Linked DNA regions of Homo sapiens: regions 2, 3, 4, 5 and 6 are each linked to region 1. A link is a loop called in an ENCODE intact Hi-C map of the cell type or tissue named here. Cell type or tissue: Caco-2. All regions are shown on one strand. Region 1 holds the start of GNAI1 (G protein subunit alpha i1). Region 2 overlaps CD36 (CD36 molecule (CD36 blood group)). Region 3 has its middle 150 kb from the start of GNAI1. Region 4 has its middle 120 kb from the start of GNAT3. Region 5 has its middle 58 kb from the start of GNAT3. Region 6 overlaps GNAI1 (G protein subunit alpha i1).

Evidence for each region. A loop is a pair of places that touch in the nucleus more often than their neighbours do. Peaks named below come from ENCODE experiments on the same cell type or tissue, not always from the same donor. Only the 100,000 strongest peaks of a DNase experiment are listed, where the experiment ranks them.
Region 2: it touches region 1 in a loop (6-fold over the local background); 8 of 110 quality-filtered maps call a loop at or near these places.
Region 3: a loop joins it to region 1, with 2.3 times the contacts of the local background. A loop is called at or near these places in 39 of 110 quality-filtered maps.
Region 4: it touches region 1 in a loop (12-fold over the local background); 52 of 110 quality-filtered maps call a loop at or near these places.
Region 5: a loop joins it to region 1, with 3 times the contacts of the local background. A loop is called at or near these places in 12 of 110 quality-filtered maps.
Region 6: it touches region 1 in a loop (2.2-fold over the local background); 12 of 110 quality-filtered maps call a loop at or near these places.

What each region holds. Positions count from the first base shown.
Region 1 is chr7:80,131,711-80,136,710 of GRCh38, forward strand. GNAI1 (G protein subunit alpha i1) reads left to right here and starts at 3,121. Exons shown (of 8, transcript NM_002069.6): 1 at 3,121-3,568. The coding sequence starts at 3,451. In Caco-2, CTCF peaks have their summits at 2,946 and 3,201; a DNase peak (open chromatin) is centred at 3,101; H3K4me3 peaks cover 1,852 bases.
Region 2 is chr7:80,656,715-80,661,714 of GRCh38, forward strand. It overlaps CD36 (CD36 molecule (CD36 blood group)), which reads left to right. Exons shown (of 15, transcript NM_001001548.3): 5 at 4,349-4,496. Among named protein-coding and RNA genes, the nearest start is that of CD36, 21 kb to the left of the region's middle. In Caco-2, a CTCF peak has its summit at 2,958 (motif pointing left); no DNase peak of the experiment used is centred here.
Region 3 is chr7:80,282,239-80,287,238 of GRCh38, forward strand. No RefSeq gene overlaps it. Among named protein-coding and RNA genes, the nearest start is that of GNAI1, 150 kb to the left of the region's middle. RefSeq lists an enhancer at 1,233-1,734. In Caco-2, no CTCF peak of the experiment used is centred here; no DNase peak of the experiment used is centred here.
Region 4 is chr7:80,389,511-80,394,510 of GRCh38, forward strand. No RefSeq gene overlaps it. Among named protein-coding and RNA genes, the nearest start is that of GNAT3, 120 kb to the right of the region's middle. In Caco-2, a CTCF peak has its summit at 2,948 (motif pointing left); no DNase peak of the experiment used is centred here.
Region 5 is chr7:80,451,785-80,456,784 of GRCh38, forward strand. No RefSeq gene overlaps it. Among named protein-coding and RNA genes, the nearest start is that of GNAT3, 58 kb to the right of the region's middle. In Caco-2, a CTCF peak has its summit at 2,114 (motif pointing left); no DNase peak of the experiment used is centred here.
Region 6 is chr7:80,204,986-80,209,985 of GRCh38, forward strand. All of the region lies in intron 5 of GNAI1 (G protein subunit alpha i1), which reads left to right. Among named protein-coding and RNA genes, the nearest start is that of GNAI1, 73 kb to the left of the region's middle. In Caco-2, no CTCF peak of the experiment used is centred here; no DNase peak of the experiment used is centred here.

The DNA.
Region 1 (5,000 bases):
ACCCTGAAAACTTTATGCTAACTGAAGGCAGCCAGTCACAAAATACTGTACACTATATGATTCCTTTTATATAAAATGTCAGAATAGGCAAATCTAAAGAGACAGAAATTAGATTAGCGGTTGTCTAGATCTGGGGAAAGATAAAGGATTGGAGATGATGGCTAAGGAATGCAGAGCTTCTTTTTGTGGTGATGAAAATATTCTACAATTGATTGTAATCATGGTTGCACAACTCTGTGAATATACTGAAAGCCACTGAAGTGTACACTTTAAATAGGCAAATTCTATGGCATATGACTTATATCTCAAAAAAGCTTGAACCCGAGGGAAAAAAAAAAAAAAGCTGTTAAAAAACAAACATGATGTTGAAAAGAAAAAACAGTATTCTGAAGTAGAGTGCTTTAACCTCTATAATTTCAATTTCACTCTGTATAAAAGAGATAAATAAATAATATCTGCTTCATCTCCTTGACAAGGTTGAATCATATTTTGCAACATCATAATTACATAAGTTATTAGCTTGAGTGACTCTCACCACCTCACATTTGGATTACTAACACAATTCACTTGCTGGTACCCATTTGTTTTACATGTAGTGGTAAGAGGGTTTTTTTATTTCTTTGCTTTTTAACATCTAGTACCCAACTCAGGAAAGAATGTAAGGAGCACTTTGTACCCACTGTATCAAGTCCAACCCTTCACCTTAGCATTTAAAGCTGTCTTCCAACTTTGTCCCATACATCCCATCATTCTTCACACCAACTTTGTCCCACACATCCTATCATTCTTCACAACCAAACAACTTTCAGTTATAAAACCATTGTTTTCTCTTTCACGTATCTTGCATATTAACTGTTTAGCTGGTTATTCCCCTCAAACAAAATATACCCTATTATGGCCTGAATGTCTCCAAAGCCCTAACCCACAATACGATGGTATTTGGAGATGGAACCTTTGGGAGGTAATTAGATTTGGATGAGGTCTTGAGAGTGGGGCCTTTAAGACAGGGCCTTTATAAGAAGAGGAGAGACCAGACTGCTTTCAAGCTCTCTCTCTCTTGCTCTGCCATGTGAGGACGCAGCAAGAAAGAGGCCATCTGCAAGGCAGCAGCAGAACCCTCACTGAGGAACTGAATAAACTGGCACCTTAATCTTAGGTTTACCAGCTTCCAGAACGGTGAGAAATATATTCCTATTGTTTCAGCCACTCAGGCTATGGTATTTTTAGGGCAGCCTGAACTAATACATACTTCTTTAAACTCCCCACCAATATCCTGTTATCATTTCCTTCAAACGTTTTTTCAAAACTTTCTTATCTTAGAATTTCCCCCCATACTGATCAGTTCATTACTCTGCATTCTCTTAGGAATTGTGCTACATATAAATCTAATTTGCTGTTCTTATTCGTTTATGTATCACATTTTAACTCACCTATTTGACTAACTTCAAAGGATGGAAGTAATGTTACCTATTTGACAAACTTCTGTTACACATACTTCATTTCTCCGAAACACAAGTTTTGTAGTCATTTCTACCAATATTCAGCCAGCACTGCTTCTTCTTTTGCTGAAACTGTTGGTTCCACACTCTGGTCCGAACTTAATAGGAAAGACTCACCATAAAAGATAATTAAGAATGGCTAATACACAGTGTGTTGAAATTTGATTTCCTTAAGTTTAATTCCAGAGTTCTGATACACATTAGCATTTAGAGTGCCTAGAATTACAGTGTAGAAGGTGACTAAGTACATTTAAAGATTGTTCCTTTTTGTTGTTATATTACAAAAGATTATAGTTGAGGCAGATCTTGAAATTGCATCTCATCAGCCCAGCAGGTGGTGTGACTCCCATAGGAGAACAGGAAAGGACATGTCCCATAAGGAGGCAACTCAGTCTCTGCTAGCTCACAAGCGTGGTCTCAGTGACCTACTCGAAAGCTATTCTGCTTGTATCATCAGTTCAGCCTCACCTTGGAAAACTCAAGCCCAGTTTTCCCAAATGATTTTTAGAGAATAAGATTTCCAGATGAAAACCAGGGAGCATGTTCCAATTTTTAGTACATCAAGGACCATGTTTTTCCTTGCTACCAGCCCCATTTTCTAATCAGTTAACGCTTCCTGTGATATCTGTAGGGGAAAGGTGTAGTGCAACTGACAGGGAGAGATGAGATCTTAAGCCTCTGCTCATTCATTGGGTGCTGAGTAGCAATGCCTCCCGCGGGCCACAGGAACTTATCTCCGCCGATTGTTACAGCTGGAAGGATGGGGAGATAGCACCATAGATCCACTCCTCATTTTATGGGCAAAGAAGCTAAGGCCTGTAAAAATGGCATGCCCAATGGTACAGGAGTTACAAACACGGTCATAAATATTGGCTCCAAATTTGGCATGGAAGCTTATGTGCTGCTCTAGAGGAGATCTGCTACGATGTGGAGATTGGCTTGTGTGGGTGTGTTTTATTGCTCTTGTCATTTAAAAATACTTTTGATTATTTGTCTTCCATTTTTTTTAGGTTACGAGGAAATCCTTCAAAATGCGTTCTTGTGAAAAACGTGAGAGTGCAAGGAAAGAGGGAGGGATAGGAAGAAGGAAAGAGAAGCAAAAGGTAGGAAGAAAGTGACCTTGGTGCCCTTTTCTAGTCCCCTCCCCCGACTTTCCTGTTCTCCACTGTGCCCATCTCTGGTTTCACCAGGCTCCATTCCTTCCCCAGTTCCCTGTTTCTCACGGCCCTGAAACCAGCCGACAGGGATTTGCATTTTGAAAAACCTTGCGTGGCTGCCGGCGCTGGGCATGCTCAAACGCCCAGAACTGGCTTTTTTCGGCAACTTTGGCAGCTCTCCCACCCCCACCCGAAGGGGCAGGTACGCACAGCTCCCTCCGTGTGAGTAAACGGAAAGAAATTACCCCACTCCCGCCCAGGGCAGAAGGCCACAGCCCCGCGGGGCAGTGGCGCGCCCCGGGGACGCTGCCAGGGGGCGCCAGGCCCTCAGTGGTGGCGCGGCGCCGGGGTCCGGGGCCGGGGGGCGCTGTCCGAGGGCACGTGCGCGGGCGCGCGCTCTGGGAGTGGTCGCGGGGTGGTGGGAGGGGCGGGCAGGGGCGGGGCCGCGGCGGCGCGCGGAGGCCGAGCTCGGCTGGGCTTGGCGAGGCTGCGGCGCGGCCACCGGCGGGAGTGCAGCGGCCACTGTACCCAGAGATTCAAAACCCCAAACCCGGGACTTGGGGGCGCTGAGCCGGGCCGGGAAGCAGAGCCTGGTCGTGAGGAACAGCCGCCCGTTGCTGTCTGCCCCTTTGCGGACAGCGTCTCCCTCGACTCCGCTTAGGAAGTGGTGGGGGCGGCGTGGCCCCCGTCGGGAGGCGTTCGAACGCCCGCTAGGAGAGAGAAAGGATTCCCCTGTGCTTGGAGCCCGCACTCGGGCGCGGAGGGAGCGGCGGCAGGCTCTCGCTTTCGGCACCATGGGCTGCACGCTGAGCGCCGAGGACAAGGCGGCGGTGGAGCGGAGTAAGATGATCGACCGCAACCTCCGTGAGGACGGCGAGAAGGCGGCGCGCGAGGTCAAGCTGCTGCTGCTCGGTAAGGGCGGCCGGGTCGGGGCCCGGGGGTCGGCGGGGGACCGGGTGCGGCGCTGCGCGGCCCTCGGCGTTTGGAAACCCGGAGGGAAGGGGGAGGAAGCGCCCGAGGAGGCTTCTGAGCGGGAGCTGGGTCCGGCGGTGCGGAGGCAAGGCGGGTCCCCCTCTCCCGGTGTCTGGTCTCTCTCCGCCCCGGCGGGCGAGGACTCCCCGCGGCGGGGCGGGCGCGTCACTTCACTCGGATGCTTTCGTGCGACCCAGCAAAGAGCCCAGGCGCGAGTCCGAGGCGGCGGGTCGCGTGGAAACCCTTTGCTTTGAAGTTTAGCTCAGCCTTGTAAAGATGAAGGGGCATTCGCGGCTAGAAAATGAAAACACCCCCCCCCCCGCGCCACCAACCCCCTCCCGGAAAACCCTTCTTCGTGTGCGGTGTAGGTTGTGTTTCGACTGTGGTTTTCTCATGCCCAGAGTGCCACGTTTGGTGAAATCAGTGCACCTTTTGTGGGGCCTCTGAGATGGGGCTGAAGCGTCTTTCCTGTTAACTTCCTATGGCGACTCCTTAAGTGGTCAAGGAGCGCTGATTACATTCCCCCTGCGCTGAGAAAAGGCTGCGCTGGATGCTTGATTTTTCTTGCTGTGGGGGCATGGAAGCCACCCAAGTGGGGTTGGGAAGCTTTGCTTTAGTAGTAGGCAAGGCAGATACTCGAGTGGTGAAAACTGCTGTGAAAGAGCGAGAGGGTCACGCCAGACAACAGGGTTCTGTCTCCGCTGCCACCGTTTCTGATGAATGAGATTTGCCAGGTACACGCAAGGCTTTTATTTGTTCTTAGCACTGTTCTGTTCGTGAAACGCTACGTGGAGGTCTTTTCCAAATGTTTGACGGGGAAGAAAATAAAGAGTAAACCAGGGTTTTCACTGAGGGAAGCATTAGGAAAATCTTTACAGGTTAAGATTCGTGAGTTAGGGTTTTCTTTTGTTTGCATGTTTTCTTCTCACACTCTAGGTATTTAGATAGATGAAAAATTTCTCAGAATCTTCATTTGCATTTCCAAGGACTGCTTGTATTTTTATACCAGTTATAATAAAAAAGAAATGTTGCACAAACCTGTTTTCAGTAAGCTTCTGTTTCATTGGTTTAATGACTGCAGAAAAAATGGTGGGTTTTTTTTCTCCATTACTAGTAGGCTTGGGAGCAGCAAAGTTGGCATGACTAAAAGTAATAATGATCTGAGTCATTTTGCAAGTAAACTGTGAAATAACTTTGCATTTTAAAGACCTGGGTGGCTTTTTTCACCCTGTCGCCCCCAACATAAATCTTTCTCAGTTAATGTTGTTTGCCTAAGTTTTTACATTAATAAGAAATACTGTGTTTTGATGAGGTTAGTGTATGTACTTCTCTTGTGAATTGAATGTGAGATAGATATGAAATAAGAGGATTA
Region 2 (5,000 bases), 530 kb after region 1:
ACAAATATGAGACACTCTTACCTTGACCATGTATTTCTGAGAAGTCTTCTACTTGGCAAATGTCATTGTATTGAAATGTACTTATTATTTTCTTGCCAAAAATATACTTTAAAATATTTTTCCTGTCTGTATAGAATCCTAATCTAAGAATTTAATGATTATAAGGTATTTATTTTGAAAAAAGTGGAAGATATATACATTATCCAAATATTTATTAGACAATATATAGAAAAGATAAACAGATTTTATTATAAACTTACCAGTATCAAATAACTTCCCTATGTTTATGAAGTTAGTGTTTTGTTATTGTGGCATATATTCTCAACAACTCTGAAATATTCCTGCTGAGGAAAAAAAAATCAGTTTTCACATCTTAAAATTTAAAGCATATTTTAACAGTGGTTCTCAAAGTGTAGCTGGGCCACAGCAAAGTGCTGGGCCAGCTGCATCAGCATTAACAGGGAATTGGGAAACATGCAAATCCCTCCACCCCATCCCAGACCAAATGAATGAAAGAGTTGAGGCCCACTAAAGAGTTTTACAAATCCTGGGTGATTTGAATACACAATTTTGAGAACCACCGTGCTAAATTCATTTTTCCTAACTGCGGTACCTACTCAAGATTTATATTCAAATTAACTTCTGGGTCATATAGATGTTTACATTGATCTATTTTAGTTTCACTCTTATATTTCCTCTAGTGTTGAGACAATATTTTATATCTTTCCTCTGCCTTCCCTGATAGTTTAACACACTTTTGAACAGAATCTTAGAGTATTAGAACTAGAGGAAATGATCAGCCAGAATCTGTCATTTTGTGAGTTAAAAATGCCTGATCCAGTGGATGTGAGGTCACTTGTCCATGTTCACACAGATGTAGGTACTGGTAGCTCCTAGATTTTTGTATACCTTTTCTTCCATTTCAATTATAGACACTCTGTCTTTTTCACTAAAAAGGGAAAAAAGGGGGAGATTGAGGTGCCAAAAACACTACCTTAACCAAGGATTAGGAATATATTTATGGTATCCATATGGAAACATAGTTATGTTCTGCTATAGAATTTGTTACCTAAATGTGTATTTTCCCTCATGGATAATCACAACTAGTTATACACCATGATTAGTTCTCATCACAAAGTTTTGTATTTCTAATGATTTTTTATAATTTGTAGTTTTAGCATCTTATCTGTTTTGGTTATCGGATGATTGTATAATTTTCCTTCTTCCCCAAAGCATTACTATGCTTCCAGATTGAAAATTCACACCCAAAATAAAATGAAATAACAGGCATGGTGAGGGTGGTGCCTACTACCATAGCACATGACATATAAGCCCCAGAGGGCCTTGGTGCATGTCCTGTCTTAGCAGTTTTACCCGAATCGGGTGTCTCTGTGCGCATCTGTGACAATTCATAATTTTGTCAATGAAGACTTAGTTTTTATGGGTACAAAAACATCTTACCTTAGAATTTTCTTCATGGTCTTAAAGTTTTTATATTATTAGCAAGAGTCTATACAAGTATCTTGTTGCAAAGAATGTTGTTAGGTGTACCATATATATATACACACATATATATATATGTATTCATAGGTGTATATATACTTATGAAAATCTAGAATTCACATATGACCTAAGGAGAGTATCAGCATAATTGTTTAAGAAATAGAACCTAAGTGAACTGAGTAAGTGTGAGGAAAGAAAATAGTTGTTAGAATTTGAGAACTCATCATGATTTTTTTTGTTTGTTTGGGGGAAGTTATATTTTTCACTTCTGTTTTTAATTTTGTTTATTTTTTGAGGCAAGGTCTTGTTCTGTCACCCACTCTAGAGTGCAGTGGCACGATCACAGTTCACTGCATCCTCAACCTCCTAGGCTCAAGTGATCCTCCCACCTCAGCCTCCTGAGTAGCTGGGACCACAGGCGCATGCCACTATACCCAGCTAATTTTTATGGGTTTTGTTTTGTAGACAAGGTTTCGCCATGTTGCTCATGCTGGCCTCAAACTCCTGGGCTCAAGCAATCTATGTGCCTTGGCCTCGCAAAGTGTTGGGATTACAGGTGTGACCCACCATGCCCGACCATATTTTTCACTTTTAAATATATTATTTGGGATATGAGAAAACATATTATTGAAATAGTTCTCCTCTGGTAGTTGACAGCTGATCTATATTTTATTCTTAAAGCCTTTAACCTATCTCTCTAAGGGACAAAAAGGGGATGTGTTAGATATATTTGGTTTGCTTAGAGAGGCAATGGAGCAAAGACTGGAGAAGAACAGTTGCATTTACAGCTAAATTTTAGAATCCATAAATAGCTCTTTCTGTAACAATTTTAAAGGGATTCCTGATTATCTGTAGGTCATCTTGTCTCAGCATGTCACCAAAATAGTCTTTTATTGTTTGCCTGAGTGCCTTAAATAATGGAAAAACAACCAGTACCTTTTAGAAAAAAAATTAACACTTTGATAGTGCATGTGTTGAGCTAAACATGCTTTTTCATAACTAATTATACCCTAAATCCATCTGACATTGGAAGTATGTGAGAATGTCCCTCCTCAAACAGAACCACAGGCTGTATTTGGCCATTGTCTGCTAAAGTAAGCTTGATTACACTTTGACAAGATATGACCTGAATCAAAGCACGAAATTGCTTGGGTTGAGATCTTATGTGTGTTTCTACCTACACCATCTCTATGAAGATGCTGTAATTCCTTCAGAATATTCTTAGATCTGTAATTCATTTTTTGAGTTACTTTGCTTTGGAAAGAATATAAAAAGTAATCTTGAGAAAAGCATAAATTCCTTCCCTTGACCTTATAAACAAACACGTTCCAAAACTTCCATACAGTCTAACTTTTAAACAAAAAATTCAGTAATTATGTTCCCTTTTTAAAACAACATTCTAAAGGCAGGGCTGTTTTAAGGATTTTTCTTCTAGTGACTGCCATCTACTGGTATAATGTTGTCAGTACACTTTAGGTAACGTGACAATTATGTTGCTATTGTTTTAATATATGGGCATATTTCTGAAAATTGAAGTACTTTGATTTGAAATATTAGTAATATGCACACTAATTTAAAATACAATTGTCCTGAGTGCTGTTTCAGATTTTTATATTCTTTGTGTGTCTGCAGTACTTCAAGAATAGTAGTTTTAATAAAATTATATTAAAAATATATTTCTAGCCAACTTTGAATCCTCTTTTTAAAGAATCTGAGACATTTGTTTAGTAAATACATTTACTGAGAACTCATTATATACCAGGCATGATGCTTAGAGATACAAAACACTCATAAACCCCTACCCTGTAGGAATTTACATTTTTATTATAATGGAATAAAATGGGTTTTTAAAAAATTCAGTCCAATTGCTTAAGTCTTTACCTTGGCTATCTACTCACTTCACAGGCATTCAAATATGACAGTGCAATTATGATATATATCTTATTTCTTCTCAGTGAATATCTTCCACTTGTGAAATGTATTTTTCCTGTAATAATCACCCTTCACCGCGTTCCTAAAATGTAGTTGGTACTTTGCAGCCTAGATATGTTAGAGTCAGGAGATTAGAACTAGCAAAAGTATTCAATATACTTGAGGGGCTGGGGAAGTTAGTCTATAACCCTTAAAAATGGAAATTATATTCTTATCTCTAATTCTCATTAAAGAAGTCCTGAAAAAGGGAAAAAGCAGTGCTGGATAGGCCTTGTATTTTGATCATTCTTTCTAATATAAGAAAATGTGCTCTAAATATTCCCCTGCTGAAGCCCCTGTACTTTTTCCTCCTTATCCTCAGGATAAAGTCTCGTTTGAGTATTAGATGCAACTCTTTTATGTTTGAGATCTTACTTGTTTCAATAACTTTATTTCCACTACTCTCCTCACCTCTTACTCTGTAATCCAACCACACTCAAATATCTGCATTTCCCAAAACATATTATGTTCGTTCTTATGCATGCTACCATCTGCCGTACTTTACCTAACTAAACTTGTATTTGTTACATAGACCATTTATGTAGACTTGTACTAAAAAGTGTTTTAACCCTCACCCCTACCCTGACCATTCTAAATCTGGATCTGGATCTGTTTTGTGTTTTCCCATGGAGTCTCCATTATAACAATATTCCTTCTCTCTCACTATTTTAATTTCCAGTTTGCCAGTTTAAGACCCCTTCTCGTTAGTTTGCTAGAGACCCTGGCTGATTTCTCATTTTAACACCATTGCTTACATACTATCTATCTGGCATATTCTGTGTGTTCAAAAATCATTTGTTGAATGAATGACATTTGAGATCTAATGTTCACATATGACAAATGTTTTGAATTTTGTTTACTGCTATTTCTTTAGAGTTCGTTTTCTAGCCAAGGAAAATGTAACCCAGGACGCTGAGGACAACACAGTCTCTTTCCTGCAGCCCAATGGTGCCATCTTCGAACCTTCACTATCAGTTGGAACAGAGGCTGACAACTTCACAGTTCTCAATCTGGCTGTGGCAGTGAGTAGACAAACAACAAAGTTATCTATTTTAAAATACTCTAGAACTCATGTAATTAATCCTATCATTAGAATTATTAGGTTTTACTTGTTTTTCCATTTTTATCAAAACGTATTCCTATATCATTATTTTGAATGGAGGCATGGTCATTTGGAAAGTGACAAAATCATAAGAATCGACTGCATTAGAAGACCACTTTATTTTTTTCATTATTTTTTGTCGAAACATTCTCTATATTTAATTTCAATTTTATAACAGATTACAGGAAGATGCTTAAGAAACAAGTACAACATTTGTTTCAGTATGTCTTTAAATGAAAGACTTTTAAGTATGTAAGCAACTATATAATAAAAGGTTTCCAAACGCAGCCTGTAAGAAATCAGGCAAATTTTACTATAAGCAATAAACCATTCCGAGCTTTCCAGACAGTGTACCAGTAGCTGTACCAGTGGGCAATAACCTTTAACCAAACAAAAACAAACAAACAAACAAACAAAAGCACTT
Region 3 (5,000 bases), 150 kb after region 1:
ATTTACCATAGGGTACTGAATTTTTCCCTAAGGAATACCAAGAATAAATAGACATTTCACCTGTCCTTATTTACAGTATAGTTAAAGCTATATATAGTATAGCTAAAACCTACACATTAAAAGACAACTAACAATGCAAGAGAGCATGTGAAAACTGCTAATGAATGTAATGGATAGATCCATTAGTTATTCAGAGCACCTAGAGATCACATAAGAACAAAGTAGTCAGGGATCACCGGGAGACCACAGGAGTATCATCTGGACGAAATTAAATCTGAGACGCACTTTGAAAAATAGATATCAGGAAATTTGAGGTTTGTTTACTACTTTTGGAGACTCAAATACACAAGCTTAAACACAAAAAGAGTTTATGTTCTCAAGTGAAAAAAGTTTAGAAGCTGTGATAGAATCTGGTTGGAATTATGGCTTAAATTAATGTTCCATGAAATCATCAGAGATCATGATTTCTTTTCTTTTTCTGTTCTGCACACATGCTTTCTATCCTCAAACATATCTCATGGTGTAATATGCATCTAGCCATTCATTGCATTACATTCTTAAAGGCACTAGGATATAAAGAGTAGGAGCACTATGTTTTTTGCTATTTTTCTTCCTGTTCTATATATAGCATGTATAACCATGATGATATGGCTTGGCTCTGTGTCCCCACCCAAATCTCATCTTGAATTGTAATCCCCACGTGTTGAGGGAGGGATCTAGTGGGAAGTGATTGGATCTTGGGGGCAGTTTCCCCCTGCTGTTCTCCTTATAGTGAGTGACTTCTCATGAGGGCTGATGGTTTTAACGTGTGACACTTCCCGTCTCTCTCTGTCTCTGTCTCTCTCTCTCTCCCATCACCATGTACGACATGCCTTGCATCCCCTTCACCTTCTGCCATGATTGAAAGTTTCCTGAGGTCTCTCCAGCCATGTGGAGCTGTGAGTCAATCAAACCTCTTGTTTATATATTACCCAGTTTCAGGTAATATCTTAATAGCAGCATGAAAACTGGCTAATACAGAAGACTGGTAGCAAGAGTGGGGCACTGCTATAAAGATAACCTGAAAATTTGGAAGCCACTTTGGAACTGGCTAACAGGCAGAGGTCAGAACAGTTTGGAGGCATTGGGAGAAGACAGGAAGTTGTGGAAAAGTTTGGAACTTCCTAGAGATATATTGAATGGTTTGATCAAAATGCTGATATTGATATGGACAATGAAGCCCAGGGTGAGGTGGTCTAAGGCTGAGATGAGGAACATATTGGCAACTGGAACAAAGGTCACGCTTGCTATGCTTTGGCAAAGAGACTGGCAGATGATTTAGGGTATCTGGCAGAATAAAGCGCTAAGCAGCAAAGCATTCAAAATGTGACCTGGATTTTTATGAAAGTGTACAGCCATTTATGTTCAAAGAGATGATTCGGGATTGGAACTTTCGTTTAAAAGGGAAGCAGAGCATAAAAATTTGGAAAATTTGTAGCCTGACCATGCAGTAGAAAAGAAAAATCAATTTTCTATGGAGAAATTCAAGCTGGCTACAGAAATTTGCATAAGTAATGAGGAGCCAAATGTTAATAGCCAAGACAATGGGGAAAATGTCTCCAGGGCATGTCAGAGATCTTCGTAGCAGCCCCTCCCATTACAGACATGGAGGCCTAGGATGGAAAAATGGTTTCATGGGCGAGGCCCAGGGCCCTACTGCTCTGTGCTGCCTGGGGACATGGCACCCTGAGTCCCAGCAGCTCCAGCTCCAGCCATGGCTAAAAGGGGGCTAAGGTACAGTTCAGGCCATTGCTTTAGTGGGTGCAAGCGCCAAGCCTTGGCAACTTCCATGTGGTATTTGGCCTGCAGCTATGCAGAAGGCAATAATGGAGGTTTGGGAAACTCTGCCTAGATTTCAGAGGATGTATGGAAACACCTGTATGTCCAGGCAGATGTCTGCTGCAGGGGCAGAGCCCTTGTAGAGAACCTCTGCTAGGACAACGTGGAAGGTAAATGTGGGGTTGGAGCCCCCACACAGAGTCCCCACTGGAGCACTGCCTAGTGGACCTAAGAGAAGAGGGCCACTGTCCTACAGGCCCCAGAGTGGTAGATCCACCAACAGCTTACACCGTGGGCCTGGAAAAACTGCAGACACTTAACATCAGCCTGTGAAAGCAGCTAGGGGACTGTACCATGCAGCTCCACGGGGACAGAGTAATATACATATATATATATATATATATATATATATATATATATATATATATATATATACACACACACACATATAAAATAAGGAAATGTACAGCTATTTAGTAGTTAAGTTAATGTGATAGTTATAGAACCAAAATAATAGAATTAGTTATTGATATGTCAACTACACTGAAAAATTTTTGAACAAAATTATTACTTGAATTCTGAAGCTTCCTTGTATCTTAAACATTCTTGTGTAGAATACCCACACACCAATAACTGCATTTTTATAAAGAACTTTAAAGCTTCTTTTATTGTTGCTCCTCTCTTTTTATGTAGGAACAACTGTGTGTGTGTGTGTGTGTGTGCGTGTGTGCATTCTTTCATTATTTAGATAGTGAGGTTGAGTAAATTACCTTGATTAATTGGACTTAATGTCTACTAGAACATTTTTTCAGTTTATTTTCTTTGGCTAGAACACAGAATAAAAAGTAGAAAACAATAACCCTTGTACTTTAAGTAGAGCTTCACTACATTAAATAGTGTATTTGATGGCAAAACCAGGCTGTAAGCTGAAATTCAACTTCAAATTCTTTGCAAACTCATGTCACCCTGTTCTGTTCTATGTTAGGCAATTGACCCAGCAGTAGCCAGATAAAAGGGCTTAGCATATGAGTAATTTAGACCACATCTGTGAAACTCATATGTATACTCTGCATGCATCATAAGCTTTTCCCAAAGTAGAAAATGAAATAAACAGAGATAATTATTGCTGCTGAAAAATTCAGTGCTCTGCAAGACAGATTTTATTTTAACTAGTGCATATTACAGTACATTTATGGAACAAAAGACAAGCTTATGTTTTTAGATTTTGTTTTCACATTCTGTGTGCCATGAATATTTTCTGACCTATGCATAGTAAATGCAATAGGGTGTTTTTCCTGCCTCCCCTTACTTTTTCTCTCTAAAAGATTAACATTAAAGGAAAGCATCGGGGTTACTTTCATTTACTTATCAAACATGTGAACATTGATTTTAGTTATTTAACCTTTGCTGAAGAAATGTAGAGGCATATATGGAGGAAAAAGAATGTCAAACCAGTGCAGAATCCTTTTTTATACAATACTGATGAGAGTGTGGATAAACTGACATTTTAATACAGTCATGGCAGAAATGTAAATTTTTCAACCTTTTTAGATACTAATTTAGCAATATCTACCAAATTTCAACATGCACATAAAATTTGGCCCAGAAAATCCACCACTAGGAATTTATCTCATGGATGAATTTACACAAGTATTAAAAGATACAAGGATATTTACTGCAGTATTGTTGGTTTTAACAAAACAATGAAAAGAAATGTTCATTTGTAGGAGAATGGTTAAGTAAACTACTTTTTGTAAAAGCCAGCTAATGAAATAGATATTTATGTGGTGACCATGATGAAAATAAAGTATGCATATGTACTCATATGTATGTGCTTGTATGTTCACAGAAACTTTCTTGAAGGGTGCATATGGAAGAGTTAGCAGTAGATATAACGGGAAAGAAAAGAATTGAAATTTTCTTGAAGGGTACATATGGAAGAGTTAGCAGTAGATATAATTGGAGAGAAAGGAATTGAATTTTTCTTGAAGGTACATATGGAAGATTTAGCAGTAAATACAATTGGAGAGAAAGGAATTGGTTAGGTGAAGCCTTTTAATTTTCTCTGTATTAATTCTTTTCATTTTTGTTTTTCCATAAGCATATACTATTTGAAGAATCATAATACAATATTTATTAAAATTGTTTTAAAACATAAGATTGATACTTTTTTGAAATGCTTAATATGGTTTGGATCTGTGTCCCCACCCAAATTTTATGTTCAGTTGTAGTTCCCAGTGTTGGAGGTGGGGCCTTGTGGGAGGTCATTGAATCATGGGGGTGGATTTCCTCTTTTGGTGCTGTTCTCATGATAGAGTTCTCATGATATCTGGTTGTTTAAAAGTGTTTGGTACTCCCCCCTTACTCTCTTCCTCCTGCTTCGGTCGTGTAAGATGCACCTTCTTTTCCTTCACTTTCTGCCATTATGGTAAGTTTCTTGAGGCATCCCCAAGCAGGTGCCAGCGTCATGCTTTCTATGCAGCCTGTAGAACTATGAGCCAATTAAATCTCTTTTCTTTATAAATTACCCAGTTTTAGGTATTTATTTATAACAGTGCAAGAATGAGCTAATACACGCTCAAAAGCAAAAGTCCTTCAGATATCAAGATTCTAGATTTTCCCAGCTTAAAATTTTATAATTACAATAAACATCATGGAATATATTTTGAACCAAGATAAAAGAATAGAAAAAGGACTCTAATACTAGCAACTTGATCATTGGGAAAAATCAAGAGTAATGGTAGTAGGAACTTGACCAGTCAGCAATAAAAATTGATTCGAGGATTATTTTTAATTATATTTATCTTATTAACTATGATACTTAGGATTAATATTAGAATTATATGAACTTTCTCTTTTCTTATTGGTAGTGAGAAAACATAAATTGCAGCCATGTTTCTTGCATGTAACAAATGTTCATTAAATATTTGTTAACAATTTAATAAGCCTATATAAAGACATTCAATCATTAAATCAAACTGTAATATCTGACCTATGATTTTATACTAGTAAAAGTTAGGGGAGAGAGGAGATGGAGCAAGATGGCTGAATAGAAGCCTCCACTGATCTCTACACAAAAATCACCCTCAAAAGGACCAAAAGTCATGACACTAATCACAGTACCTGGTTTTAACTTCATATCACTGAAAGAGGCACAGAAGAGGGTAGGAATGACAGCCTTG
Region 4 (5,000 bases), 260 kb after region 1:
TTAGTTTTCTGTTTAACTATCACTATGTAACTATCCACAAACTCTTTGTTATATGTGGAAGTCACATATCACTGCTTAATTTACTTTTCTGTTCTCCATAGCTATTGTTACGAAGCCTCGCCTTTTCCTCACACTGTCTCATTATATGGCTACAATCCTTCTGTCTAGAGACTTCTAACTTAACATCTAAACCTATGTAGAAAATCAAGGTGATCAGCCACAGTTATAAATTATAACCTCTCTGTTACCACCCTCACCACCTTGCCTCTAGTCCTAGTAGACAAGCTTGAGGCATGATAATCCTACCTTTTGTGCTCTAGACCATATCCCTTCAACAGGTCAGTAAATTACATACATCAGTAGTTTGCAGTCCATTTCTCACTCTTCATTTCCTATGCAATTACCTTAATCCAGTCCTGTCATCCTATGCTTTACAACTGCAACAGTCTTGTAAGTGGTCTGCTTATCTCATGCTTCATGCCACTCCAATTCATTCTTGTACTGCCACCAAAATACTGTCCTTGAACACATTTTGGGTCATGTAACTCCCTTGTCTAAATCTTTTGGAAACTCCCCAATGTATGTATGGTAAAATGCCTACTCCTTACACAAAGTCACCTGTGATATGGCCTCTTCCTCTCTCTCCTACCTTGTTTCTTTTAAAACTGGCATCCCAGTTTTTAAAAGTGAGATGATATTTATATATATGGAAATGCACAGTTGTAGGGTGCCGAGGTGGGAGGATCACGAGGTCAGGAGATCGAGATCATCCTGGCTAACATGATGAAACCCTGTCTCTACTAAAAATACAAAAAATTAGCCGGGCCATGGGCTCCTGTAGTCCCAGCTACTCGGGAGGCTGAGGCAGGAGAATGGCATGAACCCGGAAGGCGGAGCTTGCAGTGAGCCGAGATAGCGCCACTGAACTCCAGCCTGGGCGAAAGAGCTAGACTCCGTCTCAAAAAAAAAAAAAAAAAAAGGAAATGCACAATTGTTAAGTGTCATTCAATGTGTTTTGATAAATATGTACACCCATGGTATACATTTTAAAACTTAGGCTTGTAGAATAAGGAACTATTTGCATTTCCTCAAATATGTATGACTCTTTGGTACTTCTGCACAAAGTACCAATGTCTTTTCTCCTTTGACCTGGAACATTTGTGGGCAATGTATCCACTCTCTCTTTTTGCTTTTATAACTAATACATAAGTGTCATGGCACCCGTAAATCTTTATTGTCCTTATAAATCTCATGTCTATATTCTACACCAGATTGTACACCTGCCCGAGGGAGGTTCATTTCTAAAATTTTCTATGAATATTCAATAGTTAATACCAAGTGGGCACTCAATAAATATTTGTGGAATAAAGGTACGAAATGAAAGCTGAATGCATAATTTTAAAAAAATAGGGTAGTTCAGGTGCATGGTGTAATGTTTAAGGGAAGCAGCTGAAGAATCTGACTGCCTGGTACAAATCAGGGCCCAACTTCATATTACCTGTGGGATTTGGAGAAAGTTATATAACCTAAACATGACTCAGCTTTCAAATATGTAAAATGGGGACATTCGTTGCACTTATCTCATAGGTTGTTAAAAGTTTTTTGAAAAATTAACCTTTTCCATAATGCTAGGAACATTTTCTGGCACCAAGTAAACATTCAACGTTATTCTGCTTAGTATTTACATGATTATTAAGCAATAATTTAAAAATTTACATAAATTAGATAACGTTACGTTAAAGATATTTAAAATTCCAGCTAATCAAATGGATGATCAAATATTCTATCTTATGAAAGTCATTTATTTTTATTAACTAGGAATCTCTTTCACAACATCTCTTATCGAAGGTAAGAAGAAACCACTGAAATATCAAAATCCTTTGATAACTGGAATGAGAATATATTAGTCTGTACTCACACTGGTAATAAAGACATACCTGAGCCTGGGTAATTTATAAAGGAGAGAAGTTTAATGGACTGACAGTTCCACATGGTTGACCTCACAATTGTGGCCTCACAATCATGGCAGAAAACAAAGGAGAAAAAAAGGCACATCTTACATGGTGGCAGGCAAGAGAGAGCTTGTGCAGGGGAATGCCTATTTATAAAACCATTAGATCTCATGAGACTTATTCCCTACCATGAGAACAGTATGGGGGAAACTGCCCCCATGATTCAATTATTTCCACCTAGCCCCACCCTTGACATTTGGGGTTTATTACAATTCAAGGTGAGATTTGGCTGGGGACACAGCCAAAACATAGCAGCGAATAATTCCAGATTCCTAGAATCAAAGTTGTTAATATATGTTATGTGGACGTTTACTTTTTATTGTTATCATTATTATTTTTATGGTTATTTTATTACTACCTAATACATAAAAATTAGTGTAACAAACCGAATTTAAACCTATATCGCCAGTATTCAAGATCACAAGAAGCCATATTAGCATATGTAACAGGATGATGTAAGCAAACCCCACCATCTAGAGCAGTTCAGGGAAGCATGGACAACTGATCAGTTTTTGAAAAATGAAGAAGGATAAAACGTTGGAAAATAAAGCAAGGAGAGTGTGCACGATTGAGAACAGGTGGGATTGATTTAGAATGCCTTCCAAAAGGAGATGTTGATTATGTTGATTAGAAAGGAAATTATTTTAATGTCCAAATCTGGTGGTAGCTTGTTTTTTAAAATGATTCTTTTAGAAAGCAACATAATCTAACTGATGGAAAAATAGTGAGTTGGCAGCCCATTCAAATGAAAAAATTTTGTTAATCAAAAAATTTTTTTCTTATTTAACACATAGCAAAATTTTGCTGCAATGTATTTTTCTGTCTGTTCAACTAAAAATAAAATCAGGATGAAGACTGCAGTTAGTTTCTTCTGTGTATAATTTGAATCCTTAGATTCTAAAATACTGTAGCTTTATTTCTGCCATCTGGTGGTAGAAAATATTGATGTTCTTGCAGTCTGTGAAGCTATATTAATTCTACATACACATGTATTAATATACATTGCTTCCCCAAGGAATAATTTGTCTTAACTGAAATTGGCATGCATTTTAGTATATTGCACAGGGAAAAATGGAATATATTTTCTGTCTCTGAATTTTTCAATCAAAATGTATGATGACCTATTTATTAAATTATTTGCACACAATTATGTTTTATTGTATTAAGTCCTATAAATAAGTTTTTTTTTGGGGGGGCTACAGCTTAAAAAATAATTCAACATGCTCTAAGGCAGTGGTCCCCAACTTTTTTGGCACCAGGGACTGGTTTCGTGGAAGACAATTTTTTCCACGGATTGGGGTGGGGATGAGGAGGATGGTTTCAGGATGAAACTGTTCCACTGCAGATCATCAGGCATTAGTTAGAATTTAACAAGGAGTGTACAACCTCACATGCACAGTTCACAGTAGGGTTCACACTCCTATGAGAATCTGATGCCACCGCTGATCTGACAGGAGGCAGAGTTCAGGCAGTAATTCTCCCTAGCCTGCCACTCATCTCCTGCTGTGCAGCCCAGTTTCTAACAGGCCACGGACTGGTACCAGTCCATGGCCCAGGGTTTGGGACCCCTGTTCTAGATATATTTTTCTCCACATTCTTCTACTCAGTGCATTTTCAGAACACCAAGACATTTTTAAGTAGCTTTAGGATAAATTATTAATTTTGGTTAATATCTATTCAAGAAGGGGCAAGTAATATTGAATGCAAGATGTAAAAGCAAAGTGTAGTTATCAGTGGAGTAAAAGACAAATAGCTGGAAGATCGCTTTTGAGCATTTCGTACTTCCTTCAGTTCTGCAAAGTCCAGTTTATTGTATGCCTTCCTAATTATACAAAGTAGGTAATGCAGCAAGAGTACATGAAGTGGCAACGTGGGGAGTGAGAGACTATAGACATTAAAGTCATTGTAGTAGAAATAAACTTCAGAGAGCTCAGGCTATATAGTCAAGGGTCTCTTCTCCACAGTTTCAGGGTCAAACCTAATTGCTTACCTCTTCTAAGAACCTGACTGCACTCATGACTCCCCTTAAAATATATTTCTCTTAGGCTGAAGCAGGAGAATCGCTTGAACCCAGGAGGCGGAGGTTGCGGTGAGCCGAGATCGTGCCATTGCACTCCAGCCTGGGCAACAACAGCAAAACTCCATCTCAAAAAAAAAAAAAAAAAAAAATATATATATATATATACATATATATATACACACATATATATATATACATACACACATATATATATACATACACATATATATATACACACATATATATATATACATATATATATATATATATATATTTCTTTTCTTTACTAGGTTATTGGGAACCCCTACTGTTCTGTGGCTACCAAGAGGACTTTTCAACGCTGTGGAAAGCTCCTCCTCTTAGAATGATATTAGTCCTGTGTGGCTTATTTCTTTGTTTAAACCTTTGCACCTGCATGTGCAAGAGGAGTGGTTCAGCCTAGACAAAAACATGTTCAATATTGACTGAAGGTTTATTTGCTGTTTCCTTTGAGGTCTCTAGATCTTTCTTCTTTATTTATTTTATTTTTTGGAAGGGTGGGGAAGAACATGGAATTTGGAGGCGAACTACCTAGATTCTAAGCCTAGTTCCTTCTCTTAACTGATTTCATTGAATAATTTGAATCTCAGTAAATTTATCTGTAAAATGGGAATAATGGTAACACACACCCTACCTGCATCAGACATTTTTTGATGATCCATAAATACCCTGTTTCTTAAAGATTTTTAAAATTAGATTGTTAAAAAATGTAAACAATATTCCATGTCAACATTTGTTCTATTCTACTTGCTTTTTTCTGTCACTGGCTCCAGCCAGTTCAAAACAAAGGAAGGAATAATATTTAATAGACAAAGAGAATATTGTTTGAAAGAGAAAAATTTTCCACAAAGGCCAATTTACGATGTAGCCCAAGTATACGAAGAGCTACAGAATGTGCTTTAAGAATAACAGGCCAGGCGCAGTGGCTC
Region 5 (5,000 bases), 320 kb after region 1:
CAGTCTTGTGGAAGTATGATTGAATGAAAGAGGATATGATCTAATGGTAATAAGCTATGGGGACGTTAGCAAGGCCTGTTCAAATTATTCTCGGTTTCTCGGTGTCTTTATTTCTTTCCTTTTGGTATAGGAAGTATCCCTCTAGAATGAGGGCTTTCTGACCTACTTTAAAGGAAGGTCAGAGAATTCTTTTATGGCTTGCTTCAGGGAAGAATGGTGAGAGAAAGTCAGAGAGATCTTCTTCTTTAAGCTGTCTTCTCAAATGCCAAAGTGCTATATTTTGTGGTACATGTCCTGAACCCTGTCACAGTATTATTTGTTCTTTTTTAAATATGAAAAGGAACACAATTGTGAAGATGAAATAAGCATTTGTGTCTGTTTTTTATACATTTATTTATTTATTTTTAAGACAGGGTCTCACTTTGTCTCCCAGGCTGAAGTGTGGTGGCACCATCATAGCTTACTACCACCTCAAACTCCTGGGCTCAAGCTATCCTCCCACCTCAGCCTCCCAAGTAGCTGAAGACAACAGGCACGTTCCAACATGCTTTGCTAAGTTTTTGTATTTTTAATAGAGACAGTGTCTTACTATGTTGCCCAGGCTGGTCTTGAACTCCTGGGCCCAAGCAATCCTCCCGCCTTGGCCTCCCAAAGTTCTGGGATTACAGGTGTGTGCCATTGCACCTGGCCTATGTACATTTTTATTATACAATTCTCTGCCTTTTGTTTCCAAAAGTGTAGGTGATTATGCTATTCTGCCACATGTATCATTGTAGTGCACACCATATGTGGGAATAAAAATGCTAAGTGATTATTTCTTGAATAGAGGCTAAGCATTTGTGGATTCAGGTGGACTGACAGACTCACGGACCTCTAACTCCTAGGGAAATTAAATTGTTTCTTTTGCTGGTAAATTATCTCACCTACCTTGTGCTTTATATAAATGTACACTTGTATACCAATATTTTAAGTGTAATAAAATATTCAGACTTTTAATGAATAAGATGATTGTAGCCCAGATTATCTTGTTCTTTGGCATTCAGGATAGGGTGCTTTATATGATAAACTTTCTTATGCTAACTCTAAGCGCAATCATCTAGTTCTTTTCTCCCAGGTAAGGCTTTTAATGTATTAAACATAAATATTCTCCATTAATTTTGATATTGTAATGCAATTAATACTTGATCATTTTTATTTTTCAGAGGAGAAAACTTACAGCAGTATACTTTGAAAAAACAATTTTCAATTACATATGTGTGCTTGGTTTTGTCCCAAACTGACCACTTTAGAAAATATAAATGTCTTTCACATAAAATACTGGCTTTGCCTGTGTCTCATATGTTATTCCTTATCTGAAAGGTGTAATAATTAGAAGACCATTACTGTCCCCCATGAATTAAATTAGGGTCTTTTTATTTCCTTTTTCTTTCATTTGACTCTATTTATTACTTAACTAGTGTGACAAATGTGGCTTAAAATAAAAACGTTGCTATTATTAATGAAAAATGTGCTGGTCGCAGCAGTGGTGATAAAGAAAAATGTGACAGAGCACTCATTTTCCTCTTGATTTGGTGGAGTGGTCGCTGGGAAAAAGTTGTAATAAACAGAATAATGGAATGGTTAATGTTTTAGCAGAATGGGATTTTACTTTGATTTGCTGAAAAGATATACATTAATAAGCAGTCAATTGATTACAACTCACAAAACACAGTTGTCAGGCATCAAATTATATTTCTCCTACTAGTCTCTGTGAGCAAATCAAGATTTTAAACACAATACAGATAACTGAAAGACACACTTTACAAAATTAATAATTACTTAGACTAAAACAAAATGACCAAAAAAGTAAGAAGATCCTAAAAGAACGATGTATCTGTGTAACACTACAAATTTGGAGCAGCTTCAGTAGCTTCCTTAATCATAAACTAAACTTGACTAAAATATTACATATTATGTTTTCAGAATGTTATAATATACTACTGAGTTAAAGTCAAAAAATATACTATGATTCTTAACAAGATTTTATTATTTGTTTCACTAAAGTTATTGGTCATCTAGATGTATTGTTTTTAATATTTGGAGGGAAAAACCTGTGATGTAAGTGTGCCCCCATGTGGCTATAGATTGGTTTGTAAGAATGTCTGAAGCATTAATGGAAAGGGGGCTTCAATTGGTTATATTAATATTATCTTGTTAATATTTACTCCATCCCAAGCACAGAGTTGTTTCTCCTGTTTTTAAAGTTTTTCTAAGATACAGGATTCTCAGTTTCTTCCATAATTCTTACAATCATATTATTTTTAGTAGTCATACATTTTAACCAATAGGTCTGCTTCTAATTCTGAAGTGTATAACATAGTAAAGACACATAAATCAACACAAAAGACGTATGTTTCCTCATGTCTAAAGTATTTGGTTAAGTCAAGCCTAAGTCATTCTCTCCAAGTGTTTAAAAATACATTTTATAAGTAAATAGGAAGACGTATCTGGTAGGAAATTGGTATTAGGACAGGCCTATGGCCTGAGAAAATAGTTTGCTATTTATGTGATATTTTAATAAGACTATTATTAAGTCTATTATTAAGAGTATATTTGTTCATAATTTTTTTTAACCAATAGGATATTGGATATTCATAGTCAATGTTGGCGATTCCACAGAATTTGAAACCCCTTTTCCATACAGCATCTTTGTGGAGTTGATTGCTTCCATAATATATATGTGTGTGTGTGTGTGTGTGTGTGTGTGTGTGTGTGTGTGTGTGTGTATTTTATATATATATATTTTTTTTTTTTTTTGAGACAGAGTCTCACTCTGTCACCCAGGCTGGAGTGCAGTGGCGCAATCTTGGCTCACTGTGACCTCCACCTCCAGAGTTCAAGCGATTTTCCTGCCTCAGCCTCCCAAGTAGCTGGAATTACAGGTGTGCGTCACCATGCCCAACTAATTTTTTTGTATTTTTAGTAGAGACGGGGTTTTGCCATATTGGCCAGGCTGGTCTGAAACTCCTGACCTCAGGTGATCTGCCCACCTCGGCCTTCCAAAGTGCTGGGATTGCAGGCGTGAGCCACCACTCCCGGCCACTTCCATATTTTGACACAAAAGTATATCTTTATTTAACTCACTAGTCACTAATCCCAGGATGCAAAGTCTAACTTATTGGCCAGTTGATGCTTCTGGAAAATTGCTGTGAGGGTTGGTTGTTAATGACCCCACTGTATATAAGCCCACATCTTGTTTCTGAGGTAGTGCAGTGTGTTGGCATTATAATCATGTTTGAGCGAGTTTGAATGGCATTCATTTTTGTTTGTTTGTTTGAGCATGTGACTGAGCAGCAACCGCAAAAAGCAAGGGCACCGACGGCACAGATAGAAGCCTGAGCCTCAGCTTGAAATGCATGTTTTCATTTTAACCAACATTACTGTTCTCAGTGGAAGTTTCTTCAGGGTAGAAGCAAACTTTTCCATATTTTATTTTGTTATATTTAAAAACTAGCCCCAAATGCTGTGCTTCTACTCTAACTTTTTGTATTAAACTTTTAAAAGTGAAATCTGAAATAATTAAATTTTAAAGGTTGCAATCATTAAAGAATTAATACAAACATCTATTTAATTTTTTTCTTTACTAAAAATTCTCTTTTCTTAATTAGAATTCATTATTTAGCATGGCAATATTTGTGATGATGAAGAAAACTTCTTTAAGTGAAATCATAATATTGGGAGGAATTTAACGGTTTTCTTTTTAAAAATAATTCAAGATAACTTCCATTTTCATTTTGGTCATTTAACGTACTGTTTAATGTTCTCAGAGAACAATATTTCAGAAGTAAATATTTATGCCTGTCACTTTTGTGCACAGGGCAAAATGAGTTATGTACTTTGTTTGTTTGAGATGGAGTCTCGCTCTGTCACCAGGCTGGAGTGCAGTGGCATGATCTCAGCTCACTGCAACCTCCCCACCTTCCAAGTTCAAGTGATTCTCCTGCCTCAGCCTCCCAAGCAGCTGGGACTACAGGCATGCACCACCACACCCAGCTAATTTTTGTATTTTTAGTAGATACTTGGTGGTTCACATCTGTAATCCCAGCACTTTGGGAGGCTGAGGCGGGCAGATCATGAGGTCAAGAGTTATGTACTTCTGAAAAGCAAACTGAACCATTTCTGACCCCACCCTTTCCACCTACATTGTCTAAAAAATGAATCCTAAACTTAAGTCAGTAACATTTCAAATGATATATTTTCCTTTATGGAAGAGTCTCTTCACACTTATGGAAGAAAACAGGTTGATGTAGAGTGGGAAGGGAGGAAAGACAAAGCGATGAATGAAATATAGTATTTGTAATATTTATTTAAAATCTCATAATATTGAACGTCTTCTAGCAAAACGTTGGATGGTTGTCATACAGATAGTGATTCTTAGCTAGAAAACTTCATGGAATGCCTGAACTAAATGATTGCTCATGCTTTTGTTCATGTGTGCTTGATATCTTGGAATTTCAAATTAATTTTTTAATATAATTTTTAAAATTTGACTGTATTTGTTGATAATTGCTCTTTGTTTTTGGGAAAAAAAGCCACAGGCACTTAAGTGAAGATTATTCATTGAGTTATGATTATCTTTATGTGTTTAGAAGGAAAATACATCATAGAAAAATGAAGTAGCAACACTGAGAGACAGAATTATCTAAATCCACCTAAACCGCAGTTTGGCAAATTGTTTAACTTATCTTCCCTGCAACTCACCTAGCTTATAAGAATTTAATTAAATATTTTTAAGAGTCCTAGCTGACCTAATATTCTGACTATATATCATTTTCCAGAAGTATAGAAGGATAAATGATAGTGAGACATGCTTTTTTTTTTTAGATGGAGTCTCACTCTGTTGCCCAAGCTGGAGTGCAGTGGCGTGATCTCAGTTCACCGCAACCTCTACCTCCTGGGTTCAAGCAATTCTCCTACCTCAGCCTCCCGAGTAGCTGGGACTACAGGTGCATGCCACCACA
Region 6 (5,000 bases), 73 kb after region 1:
ATAAAGAGGCAGAAGTTCTTTTTTTAAAATCTGCTAGTTTCTTATAATTCACATTCATTTAAAATGTCACATGTCCCAAGTGCCAGTTGAGTGTTCAGCTGAAGGAACACCAAACACAAAGCCCTTGAACAGCTTTGGGAGGCCCGTCTGAAGTCAATGACTAATTTATATGAATATAATAGAGTCACATTATTCACACAGTATTAAAACCTATGCATGTCCTATACCAAATATTCCTGGAAATGAAAATAATAAAAATGCTAGAATTAAATGAGTTGTAGACTTACAGGGATTTTGTTGTTCTTTTAAGTTTAACAGATAGGGATATTTTTGTTTTTTTTTTAACCCAACAAGGTTAAGATTGATTTTAAGGAAGATTGCCACTGCAGTCATGGGCATCAATTAGATATCATCTCTCAGCTGCAGAGCTTTATAGATACGTTGACCCAAATTGAGCACACTCCAGTTGTCACTGCAGGAAATTGGATTAGAAAAGGTGTTTATGATCTGTTTTTTAAGGAAAATTTTAATATTTCATGTTTTTCTAAATTTCAACTTTTAAATACAGCGAAGGATTAGATAAATCATTTGTTACCAGTTTGTGATTTTTTTTTAAGATTATGTTTAGTGGAGTTTTTTGGTTTCTTTGTAGAAATTCAAACTTTACAAGACCGTGTATATATCTAACTTTTACCCAACTCCATCCCCACAATACCAAACAGAATTTTTTAAAAGATTACAAAAGCAGAAAGCAGAATTTACTGTTATATTATTCTGTTTGCAAAAAAGTAATTTATCTGCATTTGGTTTGCAAATGGAGTATCCCATGTCGTTATTGAAATTATTTTGTCTTTTTTATTTTCATTAAAAATTGTATGATTCAACATAATCATTCTAAATAAATCTTTACTGTGAATTATGGATTAGGCTTTGCTTCAGCTAACTCTGTTGCTCTGAAATGGTCGTGATGATAAAGCAGAATTTCTAAAATCATCTTGGAAAAAAAGGTTCCTAAGTGAGAGAAAAAATAATTATCAGTTCATCTCATAAAGAAGTCTCACTGTTAGAAGTAGTCAACACTGTTAAATTATATGCAACGATACTTCTGATTGCTTCCATAAGTATTTTAAATTTAATACATTTGTTACTATCACTTGTCACTGATTTACAGGTGGTTCATGTAATTGAATTTACAGAAAACTAAAGCTTTATTTCAATTTTTCATGGCTACTTCTCTCCAAAAAACAAACATTGACCTGCTTTCTTAAACAAAGATATAGGTAATAATTAATTTATGTGGCAACATTAGCTTTGTGCTTTAATACATGCTATGGTGTTGCATATGCTTTTTTTTATTTTCATTTTTTTCTTAAAGCCTTCAGTGGACATTTTACGCTGCTGTCATTATCTGTTACTGAAATCGTTTAACTTCTTTTAGTCTGCTCATTACTATTTCCATAATATTAAATAAACAAACTCAGTACTCTGATTTCAAGTAATCAGATATGTCTGATCTGGAGAATATTGTCATTTTATCTTAAAACTAAGAAGTGATTTTAATGACAAGGAAGTTCACTATCAGATTGGGACTTAGAATTTTTTTTTTAACCTAGTATACCTTAGATTCTGATTTTGGTTTTGTTCACCTTGTTTTAAAGATTATGTTCTAAAGCAAACTTAAATTATGTTCAGGTAATGGCTTACGGTAGTCTCCCCTTATTCGAGGGGATACGTTCCAAGACCCCCCATATATGCTTGAAACTACTGATAGTACTGAACCCTATATACACCATGTTTCTTCGTAGGCATACATATCTATGATAAAGTTTATAAATTCAGCACAGTAAGAGACTAACAAGTAATAATAACATAGAACAATCATAGCAACGTACTATAAAAGGTATGTGAATGTGGTCTCACTTTCTCAAAATACTGTAATATTTTTGGACCTTGGTTGACCACAGGTAACTGAAACTGCAGAGAGTGAAACCAGGAGTAAGGGGGAGCTACTGTATTTCTAACCAATATTGTCTGAGAAGAAAATGTGTGGAGTTGGAGTTAACAAGTAAAGATTCTAGACTTAGGTTCCCCTAATAAGTAGTTGGGTAAACTTGGTTAAGTTTCTTAACAGGCTATTACAGTTTTGCTCTGTGTTAGAGGCTTAAAAATAAAATGAGTTATTGCCTATGAAAAATGTTGTAAAAGTGAGAACTGTATACATAGTAATAAGTGGCAGAGGCAAATATTAAATCGATTATTTGGTACTTAAGGCAGTCTGACTATATAAAATTCACTTTTCATCTTGGTTAGGTGCACTCTTAAACATTTATTTCAGGACCATAGTTTTCACTTCCAGCCTAGGTTTTTCAAACTTGTCATTTCAACATCCAGCAAATACTGGGATTCAGTAAAGTTGACTCTCAACATTATCCTTCCAGGAGGTTCATTTATCATACTCCATTTAGGCTTCTTGGTTGAGGTTGATGTATTTAGTTGCTGTTTTTATTTGGTGACTTAAAGATAAACACACGTTTGTCAGGAACCTCAGATAAACTTTGTCTTATTTTGGATTTTGAGTTCTGTTAAATTACTATCATTACTAGCATATAGTTTCAACTTTGCTTTTTATAGGTTACATGAGCCTCAGATGAATGAGAGCAGAAATGCATTTAGAATAATTCTACTGGGAACTCTTGAGTGTGGTCATCATTTTGTGGTTTTTTTCGTGCTCTTCATGTTGTAATTCTGTTTAATTTTAACTGCTGAGTAAAATTCAGTTTCACATTAAAAAATGGTATTAACAAATTCAAAATGAGGCAATAGGGCATCATAATTTAAGAATTCATATTATCCCTGTGATTAGGCATTTATGGCCAGTGTCTATGTGGATCATTTTGCTTTAATTAAAGAATCAGCAACTGTGTTTTACTTTTTTTTGTCAGATATAAAGCATTCTTTCTATCCTAAAATTATCATAATATGAGATAAATTTCTATTTCATTTCTATAGTAGTATAAATGCGTTATGCATTTGGGAATGCAACATCCAGTTTATGAGTTTGATATCCATATATGGTTAGCTAGCTTTGTACCAGTTAGTTTTGGTGACAGTGGTATTAGATGCTAGTCTAAGGCATAAATCATCACTTCTCAGCATGTCCAACATCTCCTTCCACCCCACCCTTCAGAATCCCTAAGAAAACTCAAATTCATTTCCTATGTGATGTTGGTTTAAACTCTTATCTTTTTATATGAAGGAGAAAATACCATATTTTTGCTCTTTTTAAATAGAAGTTCAGAACTTAACAGTATATAAAATAATGAAGATACTTCTAATATAAGTGTAGAGCAATGAATAATGCTTGTACATTTTTAGCTACCATTATATGGAAAATGAAAGCAGTGATAAAAATTAGTGTTTCTTCTAGTTATCTTCATCTAGCTCTCTCTGAATTCCAACAAACTTAAGCAGTTTGATCATTTGTAATATCAGTTCTCTGTCATTGTTGCTTCTGGATTAATTGACTTGGGGATTAATTGATCCTCAAAAGGATGGTCCCCCAAGCTAGTAACATCTGACTCCTAACATTCTGAATCACATCAAAGTTTGAGAACCACTAGCTTAGACTCTGAGTTCTTTGTTTATGACCATGACCATTCTCCACCTGTCATCACATGTCCTCCTTCCCTGTGCGTCTGGTTCCATTTGGCTTAATAGTTCATTCCTCAGTTTATCTCTTCCACTCTCATTTTACTATAAGCAGCAAGCAGGAAACTGCAGCCTTCTACACTTTGCTTGCAGTTTTCCTCAGCTAAATATCCAAGTTCATTGCTTAGAAGTTGCACCTTCCACCCAGCGCTGGAACACACAGTTCAGCCAGCTGTTTGCCACTTTATAACAAGGACTGTCTTCTCTGTAGTGTATAATAACATGTTTTCATTTCCTTCTGAGACCTCATTAAAAGCTCCTTTAACGTTTGTATATCTACAACATTCTGTCCACAATGATACATGTATTCTCTAAGACAACAGAAGGTTCTTTCCAGCTTTATTTCCATCTCAGCTCTTAGCAGAATTGTCTTTAATCTCCCTATTTCTACCAGCAATCTCTTCAAGATAGTGTAGTTTTATTTTCTGTCAAATGCTTAAATATTCTTCTACCTCCTACATATTACCCAATTCCAAAGTCACTTCCATGTTTTTAGGTATTTGTTAGAGTAGCACCTCATTCTCTGCACTAAAGTTGTATCATCAGTATTCACCAGAAAAGCAGATCCAGTAGGTTATGTTTATTTCAAGGAATTGGTTTATGGGATTATGAAGGCTAACAAGTCCGAAGTTTGTAGGGTAGGCTGGCAAGCTTGGACATGAATTGTCATAACATTGTGGAGGAAGAATTACATTTTCTTCTGGGAAACCTCAGTTTTTGCCAGTTTTAGCCTGTAGAGTGATTGAGGGCTGTTGTATTATTAAGGATAGTCTCCATTACTTAAAGTTAACTGATTACAGATGTTAATCATATCTATAAAATACAGCAACATCTAAATAAGTGTTTCATTAAATAACACCTAGATAAATGTATGATGGCATAGCCAAGTTAACACACAAAACTATACCATCACAGAGAGGAAATGTGGGCTAGGGTCATTTGGGTTGTTATTGACATCTGTTATTGGATGGACAGAGGATGTGTGACATCTAATCAGAGAAGTTATCTGAGATATGCTATCTTTTCAGTAAAGTTATTTTCAAATTGTGTTCCTGGGCATTTTAGCAAATGGTAACCCAATTTATATCATTTTAATTTACTGTCATTTATTTTGTTCTTGTTTGATCGTTATTACCAGCTATGTTTTTTACATCTTAACTCTGTGATTTAGTTTGTGGTAGAAACATTTTGTTATATAGCTTACCTGAATTTAATGAACAATGGTACCAGCTAAGCCAAAAGAATGAAGAAGCCCACTTAAGTGATCATAAAAGTAACAATACTAGTTGATG